Regions from separate parts of the Homo sapiens genome. Here region 2 is linked to region 1. Evidence: read pairs that join two places in POLR2A ChIA-PET (ENCODE). Cell type or tissue: OCI-LY7. All regions are shown on one strand. Each heading gives the region's core, and the rest is flanking DNA. Links, peaks and the distances in the headings are about the cores only.

Evidence for each region. ChIA-PET counts read pairs that join two places held together with the same protein. Peaks named below come from ENCODE experiments on the same cell type or tissue, not always from the same donor. Only the 100,000 strongest peaks of a DNase experiment are listed, where the experiment ranks them.
Region 2: POLR2A ChIA-PET joins it to region 1 with 8 read pairs; 1 of 35 experiments calls an interaction of 5 or more read pairs at or near these places.

The regions. Positions count from the first base shown.
Region 1 is chr17:59,634,383-59,639,761 of GRCh38, reverse strand. All of the region lies in intron 1 of CLTC (clathrin heavy chain), which reads right to left. Among named protein-coding and RNA genes, the nearest start is that of CLTC, 17 kb to the right of the region's middle. In OCI-LY7, for the core only: no CTCF peak of the experiment used is centred there; no DNase peak of the experiment used is centred there; H3K27ac peaks cover 2,133 bases.
Region 2 is chr17:59,160,176-59,165,554 of GRCh38, reverse strand. The region is part of intron 1 of PRR11 (proline rich 11); the gene reads right to left. Among named protein-coding and RNA genes, the nearest start is that of PRR11, 7.1 kb to the right of the region's middle. In OCI-LY7, for the core only: no CTCF peak of the experiment used is centred there; no DNase peak of the experiment used is centred there; H3K4me3 peaks cover 334 bases; H3K27ac peaks cover 620 bases.

The sequences.
Region 1 (5,379 bases), core at 169-5,168:
TCCTGGGCTCAAGTAATCCTCCCAGCTCGACCTCCCAGTGTTGGGATTACAGGTATGAACCACTGTACCCAGCCATAAACTGAATTATACACTATGGAACTAAGCATGGATAAAGTCAAAGGACATATACAACATTCTCTATAAACTTGCAGGTATTTTCAGAGGACATATCTGAAATACATGTAATATATCTGGATACATGTATCCAAACTACAGCTACATTTTATTATCCTCTCAATCTGCAAAATGCCATTAGTGTTGAAGCTGGAGATATCCTATTTTAACATATGCTTGGAAATTCCTATGATAAAGTTTTTTTTAACTTAAAAGAATTTTTATTTTGCTGTTATAAGAATATGGAGTCAATAAACTGGGTCCAAAAAAAGGGGCTTGTTTTTTTGAATAGTTATCACGTGCATACAGTAAAGCACTAAAATCTTACAAAAGGTTATACTATGAAAAGTCACCCACCCCGTCTTTCCAGTAATACCCTTCTCCCCTAAGCAATTAGAGATACTTTTGCATTTCAGAGTTATCCTGTAGCATATGAAAGTATGTATTTCCTCCGCCCTTTTCCAACAGAATGGCACAAGACACAAAAGTATACAAATAAACTGCTTCCTTGTTTTTACAGAAAAGCACCCAAACTTTGTAACTCATTTGGTTTCCAGATTCGATTTTGGTCTGCAAGTGGCACTACTTTAGGACTTGACACCTAAACCTGGATCTAAAAAGGCAATTAAACAAATTTATTCCCTATTTATTCTTTAAAACTCTGAAGTACCCTGGAGTTACATGTTACAAATGATTTTAAAATGCATCTCCTTCCTTCTCCATTCCAACTTCTATTAACAGGGGGAGGTGGGGAGTAAAAGGTAGGATTCTGTTTTTATAATGAGAAAATAGTACTTCGGCTTCCCCATAATCTAGAGCAGGGATCCCGAACCACAGGCCGCAGACCAGTATTCCGTTAGCAACTGGGCCACACAGAAGAAGGTGAGCAGCCAATGAGCAGTCATCACCGCCTGAGCTCTACCTCCTGTCATTTCAGCCACGGCATTAGATTCTCATAGGCACGCGAACCCTATTGTGAACTGTGCAAGCGAGGGATCTAGGTTGCTCACTCCTTATGAGAATCTAACGAATGCCTTGTGATCTGAGGTGAAACAATTTCATCTGAGACCATCCCACCCCCACTCCCACCCCCAACCGGTGGAAAAATTTTCTTCCACAAAACTGGTCCCTGGTGCCGCCAAAAAGGTTGTGGACCACTGATCTAGAGAACACAGGCTGTGTTTATGTTTTCTCATATGAAACATTTGAGATGACAGTATCTATCTCAGAGGTGTGAAGATTTAATGTGAATGCAAAGAACAATGCCTGACATCTAACAGCTCAACAGATATTGCCTTCTGTTTTTTTTTAAGAGACAGGGTCTTGCTCTGTCACCCAAGCTGGAGTGCAAGAGATAGGGTCTTGCTCTGTCACCCAAGCTGGAGTGCAGTGATGTGATCACAGCTCACTGTATCCTTAAACTCCTGGGATCAAGCAACCCAGAGCTCACTGATATTAACTATTAATACATACAACATATCAGTACTTTAAGCCAGCTCAAGGTTAGCTTTTTTGCATTTGCATTTTATTATCTGCTTAATTCAGCTGTCCATAGGTTGGCTGAAACTCTGGGTGTGAATTTCTTTCAACTACTGATACTAGATTAGTGGTCTCTGGGTGCTTAACTGCCTCAGACACTATGAAATGCCTTTTTTTTTTTAAAGTTTGTTTTTGTTGGGGAAGTGAGGAGAAAAGGAAATTACACTTTAGGACTTCCAATTCTTTTTTTTCTCATACAGGGTCTTGCTCTGTGGCCCAGGGTGGAATTCAGTGGCACAATCATGGGTCACTGCAGCTTCAACCTCCTGGGCTGCTTAATTCAGCTGTCCATAGGTTGGCTGAAACTCTGGGTGTGAATTTCTTTTAACTACTGATAATAGATTAGCCTTCCAAATAGATGGTACCACCCATACGCCACCATGCCCAGCTAATTTTTTTTTTTTTTTTTTGTAGAGATAGGCAGCACTTTGTTTCCCAGTCTGGTCTCCAACTCCTGGGCTTAAGGGATCCTCCCACCTCAGCCTCCCAAAGTGCTGGGATTACAGGCATGAGTCACTGTACCCGGCTAAAAAAAAAATTTTTTTTTTTTTTTTAAGAAACTTCAGGCTGGGCACGGTGGCTCATGCCTGTAATCCCAGCACTTTGGGAGGCCGAGGCGGGCGGATCATGAGGTCAGGAGATTGAGACTATCCTGGCTAACACAGTGAAACCCCGTCTCTACTAAAAATACAAAAAATTAGCCAGGTGTGGTGACGGGCACCTGTAGTCCCAGCTACTCGGGAGGCTGAGGCAGGAGAATGGCGTGAACCCAGGAGGCGGAGCTTGCAGTGAGCCGAGATTGTGCCACTGCACTCCAGCCTGGGCGACAGAGCAAGACTCCGTCTCAAAAAAAAGAAAAGAAACTTCAGAGACATAACTGAAAGCAGTATGAGCTTTCTTGGATTCTGATTTAAACCAAACAACATTTAGGGACAATGAGGAAAATATGAATATGGACTGGTTTTCTGATATTGTTCTTAAATATCAGGGAGCTATAAATAATATTATGATTATAAGAAAATGTCCTGGCCAGGTACGGTGGCTCATTCCTGTAATTCCAGCACTTTGGGAGGCTAAGGTGGGTGGATTACCTGAGGTCAAGAGTTCAAGACCAGCCTGGCCAACATGGCAAAACCCCATCTCTACTAAAAATACAAAAAAAAAAAAAAAAAAAAAGAATTAGCCGGGCATGGTGGTGGGCACCTGTAATCCCAGCTACTCGGGAGACTGAGGCAGGAGAATCGCTTGAACCCGGGAGGCAGAGGCTGCAGTGAGCCAAGATCGTGCCATTGCACTCCAGCCTGGGCAACAAGAGTGAAACTCCATCTCAAAAAGAAAAAGAAAGAAAATGTCCTTATTTTCTAAAGATGCAAGCTGAAGTGTTTACAGGTAAAATATGATAGCCTGACTTTATTTAAAATGTTTAAGCAAAAGAAACAAATACAAGCAAATACAAGACTGGGTATGGTGGTTCACACCTGTAATCCCAGTGCTTTGGAGGTTGAGATGGGAGGATAGCTTGAGGCCAGGAGTTCGGTTCAAGACCAGCCTGGGCAACAAGGGAAGCAGAGGTTGCAGTGAGCTGAGATCGCGCCACCGCACTCCAGCCTGGGCGACAGAGCAAGACTCTGTCTCCAAAAAAATAAAAAATAAAAATAAAAAACACATCAGCAATGAGACTCAGAAATCTACGTTGAATGCTCATCAGTTTTTAATGGTTTAAACTTTGTTTTTCCTGTCTTGGTTTTAAAAATATACTCCATTTGATTGTAAATATGGAAAATGGAAAGGGAAAAAAAGTATCCATCCTTACTTGAGAGGGAGCAAAGCAGCATGCCTAGGTGCTCCATGAAAGGTTAAGGTGATTTAACACACATCAAGCACTTAGTGTGGGAGCACAGAGCACTCCATTATTTGATGAACTTCTAGTTCTGGGACTATGGTATTATGATATAGACTGTTTTTTTTTTTTTTGAGACGTAGTTTCGCTCTTGTTGCCCAGGCTGGAGTGCAATGGCACGATCTCGGCTCACAGCAACCTCCACCTCCCGGGTTCAAGCCATTCTCCTGCCTCAGCCTCCGGAGTAGCTCAGGCTGGTCTCGAACTCCCGACCTCAGGTGTCTGCCTGCCTCGGCCTCCCAAAGTGCTGGGATTACAGGCATGAGCCACCACGCCTGGCCGATATAGATTGTTCTTAAACAGACTGGTTTTAGCATCATGCTACTGTTATATACTCAAACCTTACCTGGGCCAATTCGCTTTGTTCACATGCTCCTAAAGACAGAATGGGGAAACCCTGATACATCAAGGAATCAGGAAACTTAATGGTGTTGTATGAGCATCTTAACAGAATATATTAGTGATCAAACTATGAAAATATTGTTAAGAGGACCAAAGAGGCCATGGTCCTATTAATATATTTAATTCAATACTATATACCTTAAGAAGGGCAGAAAATGCTAGCTTAAGACATACAACCAAATAAAACCATAATTTTTTCAAGGCCCAATTCTTAAACTATCTAAAGACAACTCTCCATTAGCACCAAGGCACACTCTCAGCAATCATTCATAATCTATCTGTTTGTGCCTACAGACGCCACATAATTAAAGGAGTAATAGGTTTGCTTTGAGCCTACTAATTTCAACCAGCAGTTCTCACATCTGATTAGTTAAGAATAAACTCATTGGAAATTGGCTTCTCTGTAAGTATACCTAAGGAGTTTGCTTCCTAATGAATCATAGATTTGTAGTATAACTCATTTACCAGCTTTATCAGCTGAAAATCAAACTACATGAAAACTGGTTTATGACAGCATTACTAAGGACTTATGTTTCACAATTATTGCTTGGCTTCACATTTTCCAGATCCTCCTTGTTTCATCTGAATAGGGAAAATGTAAAGGAAGTATGTATGAGCTACTGTTTTTCAGATGGAGCTATTTTCTGCAAATGAATCTTGTATCTTACCAAGGACTTTAGAAGTGTTACCACTGTAGAGTTAATAGGTCAACAATCTGAGAGACCTGCTGATACTTGTATGTCATTCTGATACCATTCATCTCTCAATACAAGCATTTTTAAGTCAGTACTTAAAGATTTGGTTAACTTCCTAACCCAAGTATTTCACTAAACATAATTTCCTTTAAAAGCTCCTAAACATCCTCTACCTTCTCTAGTATCAGTCGCGGTGAAAAAAGATGCTGACAGCAGTCACTTCATTGAGCCCTTCCTGGAAACTAGCAGAATGTCAAATAAAAACTGCAGTTGCTGTATTCTACAGGAAATAAGAAATGCTGAGAATGCAGCATTCCTTTAGTTCTTCCATCAACAGGATACCAACCACTGTTTTCTGTAGGCTCCACAGATTTCAAGCAACAAATAAAAATGCCTTTAACCCTTGCTGTCCCCACATTTAAACATATAGTTTTTTTCTACTCCATGTTAGCCTTTGAGAGAATCACTGGCTCTTAGAATTTTTGATTCTGGTCACAAACTCCAAATTTAAGCAATATATTCAGGAAGCAACCACAGTTGGAGAGAGGTTGTCAGACTATTATTAGCTTTGGTAAACTACCAGGAGACTCAAAGAATTTTTCCTACTTGTAATCAACTGCTGATTGGAAATTTTCAAAAACTTTATATTTAATGCATTCTTAAAAAATAAGCCAATAATTAGATGATATCAGATCAATTAGGCCAATGTTAACCAAGCTGCAGGGAAAT
Region 2 (5,379 bases), core at 236-5,235, 470 kb after region 1:
TCCCAAAGTGCTGGGATTACAGGCGTCAGCCACTGCACCCAGCCCTGATTTTTTTTAATTTAAAACAACACAAGCCTGTAGTCCGAGCTATTCAGGAGGCTGAGCTGGGAGGATCACATGAGCCTAGGAGTTTGAGGCTGCAATGAACTATTATTGTGCCACTGCACTCCAGCCTGGGCAACAGAGGGGGACCTTGTTTCCAAAACAAACAAACACATAAACAAACAAAACCAGACCGGACGCGCGGTGGCTCACGCCTGTAATCCCAGCACTTTGGGAGGCCAAGGCGGGCAGATCATGAGGTCAGGAGATCGAGACCATCCTGGCTAACATGGTGAAACCCCGTCTCTACTAAAAATACAAAAAATTAGCCGGGCGCAGTGGTGGGCGCCTGTAGTCCCAGCTACTCGGGAGGCTGAGGCAGGAGAATGGTGTGAACCTGGGAGGCGGAGCTTGCAGTGAGCCGAGACTGAGCCACTGCACTCTAGCGTGGGCGACGGAGCGAGACTCTGTCTCAAAAACAAAACAAAACAAAAAAACAAAACAAAAACGCAAGATAAAAATACTCTGATGAAGATATTTAGGAGAGCCTCCTAGGAAGGAGCGATCTTGTGGCTGCCTGAAGAAAAAAGGTTACATTTCATCAAATCTATGGTCAGGACCTTTTTTTTTTTTTGAGACACGGTCTTGCTCTGTCGTGCAGGCTGGAATGCAGTGGCATGATCTTGGCTCACTGCAGCCTCCTCCTCCCAGGTTGAAGCGATTCTCCTGCCTCCGCTTCCGGAGTAGCTGGGATTACAGGCGCGCGCCACCATGCCCGGCTAATTTTTAAAATTTATTTATTTTTAGTAGAGATGGGGTTTCACCATGTTGGCCAGGCTGGTCTTGAAGTCCTGTACGGCCAGGACCTTCTATAGACAAATGCCACTGGAAACTTCTATCTAAGGCTGAGTCCACTGATTGGGAGCCCTAGAATCCGAAATTTCCTAGCATCTTCCTTTTCTTTGTCTTCCATCTGATCCTTCACAGTCCTCCCCCATTCTTTTTCTGTTGCCCAGGCTGGTCTTAAACTCCTGTGCTCAAGCAGTCCTCCTACCTCAGCCTCCCAAAGTGCTGGGATTACAGAAATGAGCCACTACGCCCGGCCCCATCATAGAATTCTATATTAGGCCAAACTTTCAGTCAGGTGTGAGGAAAGAATTAAGATAAAAGATAAGAATTTTCAGGATAATGGTGATAAAAAAATCTAGGGGAAACAGCTTTGAGCAAGCTTAGGACAGGGGTCAACAAACCTTTTTTGTAAAGAACCAGAAAGTAAATATTTCAGGTTTTGCAGGCCATATGGTCTCTGCTGCAACTGCTCAACCCTGCCAGGGTAGCACCAAGGCAGTCATAGACAATACTCAAGCAAAGGAGCTGTGTCTAATAAAATTTTATTTATGACTGAAATTTGAATTTCATATACTTTTATGTTTTTCTTTTTTTTAAGATGGAGTCTCACTCTGTCGCCCAGGCTGGAGTGCAGTGGCATGATCTCAGCTCACTGCAACCTCCGCCCACCCCCCAAGTTCAAGTGATTCTCCTGCCTCAGCCTCCTGAGTAGTTGGGATTACAGGCGCCTGCCACGGCGCCAGGCTAAGTTTTGTATTTTTAGTAGAGACGGGGTTTCCCCATCTTGGCCAGGCTGGTCTTGAACTCCTGACGTCGAGATCCATCAGCCTTGGCCTCCCAAAGTGCTGGGATTACAGGCATGAGCCACTGCGCCCGGCCAAATTTGATATACTTTTCATGTGTCACAAAATATTGTTCCTCTTTTGATTTTTTTTTAACTGTTAGAAGTTATAAATCATTCTTAGCTCACAAGCTCTATAAAAGCAGTAGTTTGCTGACCTGAGGCTCACAGCCAGTGAAGACTGCCGCAGAAGGACAGGACAGAGGGCTTCAGCAACAATGTCTCTAAGGAAAAACGGAAATAGATAAACTGCCTAGTGTGTTTGACCATTCTGAGCAGAGTTTTACTGTTCTGTAAACTTGTGGCCAAATTGCTGGTAAGTGCTTAAAAAAATAAGCATATAAAAAATAGCTAGGAAAAAAGTTGTATAAGAAAGGAAATGTAATCTTAGTAGCACTAAATGTTAAGCTGTTAAACAATATTTAAAGTATAAGCATTGGCTGGGCATGGTGGCTCATGCCTATAATCCCAGCACTTTGGGAGGCCGGGAGGCAGGAGGATCACCTGAGGTCCCGAGTTTGAGACCAGCCTGGCCAACAGGGCAAAAGCCTGTCTCTACCAAAAATACAAAATTTAGCCAGGCATGTGGCTGTAGTCCCAGCTATCTGGGAGGCTGAGGCAGGAGAATCTCTTGAACCCGGGAGGCAGAGGTTGCAGTGAGCCGAGATTGTGCCACTGCACTCCAGCCTGGGCAATAGAACGAGAGTCCATCTAAAAAAAAAAAGTATAAGCATTGACAATTTATTTAACCAAAAATGATGATGTAGGTATACTAGGAAGAAGGAGAGAAAGTGGGCCAGGTGTGGTGGCTCATGCCTGTAACCCAGCACTTTGAGAGGCTGAGGCAGGCAGATCACCTGAGGTCGGGAGTTCAAGACCAGCCTGACCAACATGGAGAAATGCCATCTCTACTAAAAAAATACAAAAATTAGCCGGGCGTGGTGGTGCATGCCAGTAATCCCAGCTACTTGGAGGCTGAGGCAGAAGAATCGTTTGAACCCAGGAGGTGGAGGTTGCGGTGAGCCGAGATCGTGCCATTGCACTCCAGCCTGGGCAACAAGAGTGAAACTCTGTCTCAAAAAAAAAAAAAAAAAAAGGGAGAGAAAGTGAATGGAAGTCAGTATTTGTCTAAATTTATATAGTGCCTACACTTGAAAAAAAAATCATGAAATAATAGTATGAATGTTACTTAGAAATATGGAGGTAAATACCAGAAGAAATAATTACAAGACTTAATAGTGTTGCCTCTGACAATTGGGAGTCAGGATTACAGAGGGGTGGTTTAAACTGGACTGCTATTTTTTTTTGTTATTTCTTTCTAATTCTAATAAGGCTTGTATTGTATTTGACTTTCAAACTTTGGTATGTACCATTAGCTGGAAAATTTGAGTACCACCATTCTGAAACAGGGCCATTTCTTTCTAGTCCTTTCCTGTTGGCTGTTCCAGTGTCTATGCATACAAATTTCTAGAGTCCTACACAAGCCAATGTCTGTCATTTTGGGAATTATTTTTCAATGATAAAGATGTCTAGGAACTAAGTCATATTTCTTTCTCTCTCTCTCTCTCTCTCTGTGTGTGTGTGTGTGTGTGTGTGTGTGTGTGTGTGTCTGACTTGGGTTATTAGTGCTTCTATCTAATCTCCTTCTAATTAAATACAGTAATTGGCACATGCAGAGGATTAAGGAACCATGCAAAATCTGTCAGGGTAGAAAGATGCAGTCTGAGATAATTCCTAGATAGTTAGTTGTTCCATCCAAAAATAATCACAGCTCTTGCGAAAGTGGAGAATAGCAAATTTCTACCTCAGTCAAAACAAGAACACAAAAAATTAAGGTTTGTTTTAGTATCATTACTTAATTAAAAGCATTAGGTACTTTCCAGAGGATAATTGCCCAAATTGAAAGAGTATATAGCAGTCTTCCTTTAGCTTAAAATACGTATACTTATCCCCTTTCCAAAAGCATAATGAGACCTACAAATTCTTTTTGCTGGATTAGGTGGGATTTTAATTGTTAACACTGAATAGAAGCTCATTCTTTTGTGATTCCTTAAAGCATTTTTCCTTTTGTTTTGAGACAGGTTCTTGCTCTGTTGCCCACGCTGGATTGCAGTGGTGTGATCTCAGCTCTCTGCAGCTTTGACCTCCTGGACTCAAGCAATCCTCCTGCCTCAGCCTCCTGAGTAGTTGGAACTACAAGGGCGTACCACCATGCCCAGCTGGTTTTTTTATTTTTAGTTGAGACAGGGTTTCACCATGTTGCCTAGGTGGTCTCAAACTCCTGAGCTCAAGCAATTTACTGGCCTTGGCCTCCCAGAGTGGTGAAATTACAGGTGTGAGCCACTGTACTCGGCCCTTATGTTTTGTGTGTGTGTTTTTTTTTTTGTTTTATGTTTTTGTTTTTTTTTTTTTGAGACGGAGTCTCGCTCTGTTGCCTGGCCAGGCTGGAGTGCAGTGGCATGATCTCGGTTCACTGCAACCTCTGCCTCCCGAGTTCAAGCGATTCTCCTGCCTCAGTCTCCCGAGTAGCTGGGACTACAGGCACACACTACCACGCCCAGCTAATTTTTGTATTTTTAGTAGAGATGGGGTTTCGCCATGTTGGCCTGGCTGGTCTTGAACTGCTGACCTCAGGTTATCCGCCTCCCTCGGCCTCCCAAAGTACTAGGATTATAGGCATGAGCCACCATGCCTGGCCTATGTATTTTTTAAACTAGTTTTTTTCTTACACTGCTTTCTCAAATAATCTGAAAAATCATTAGAAACATAAACATATAGGCAAAGGGCGGTGGTTCAAAGTGCTGTAATCCCCAGCACTTTGGGAGGCTGAGGTGGAGGTGGGAGGATGCCTTTAGCCCAGGAGTTTGAGACCACTCTGGGCAACACAGTGAGAGTCCCAACTGTATGAAAAAAAGAAAAAAAAAAAATCCTGGCGTGGTGGCTCACCTATAGTCCTAGCCACTCTGAAGGGTGAGGCGGGAGGCTCACGTGAGCACAGGAGCTTGAGGCTGCAGTGACCCATGACTGCGCCACTGTACTCCAGCCTGGAACACAGAGCGAGAAACTGTTTCCAAAAAAAAGAAAAAAACAACATAAATATCCTAAATAACTCTATGATCTCTAGAAATTACTCTCATTTTTACTTACATCTTCTTTTCATTAAGAAAAGATTTCTAGGCTAAGGAACCAGCAAACTGGTACATCTGGAGCTCTTGATAACAAATCAAACAATAATAAAGGTCATATTATAGGCCGTGCATGGTGGCTCACGCCTGTAATTCCAGCACTTTGGGAGGCCAAGGTGGGTGGATGGATCACTTGAGGTCAAGTTCGAGACCAGACTGGCAAACACAGTGAAACCCCATTTCTACTAAAAATATAAAAATTGGAATGAGGTTCAGTCTAAGAAAAAACCCCCAAACCAAAACCGAAACCAACCAACCAAACAAACAAACAACAAGAGGAAGTATACTGTAGGGGTTAAGGATGAGGACCAGGGAGTTATACTGCATAGGTTCAAATCATGGCTCTACTATACTGTCATAACTTATTTATGACCTTCAAGAGATTCTTAGCCTTTCTGTGTCAGTTTCCTCCCCTGTGAAATAATAATATTAATAGGAACTTACTTCAGAGTTTTGAGGAGT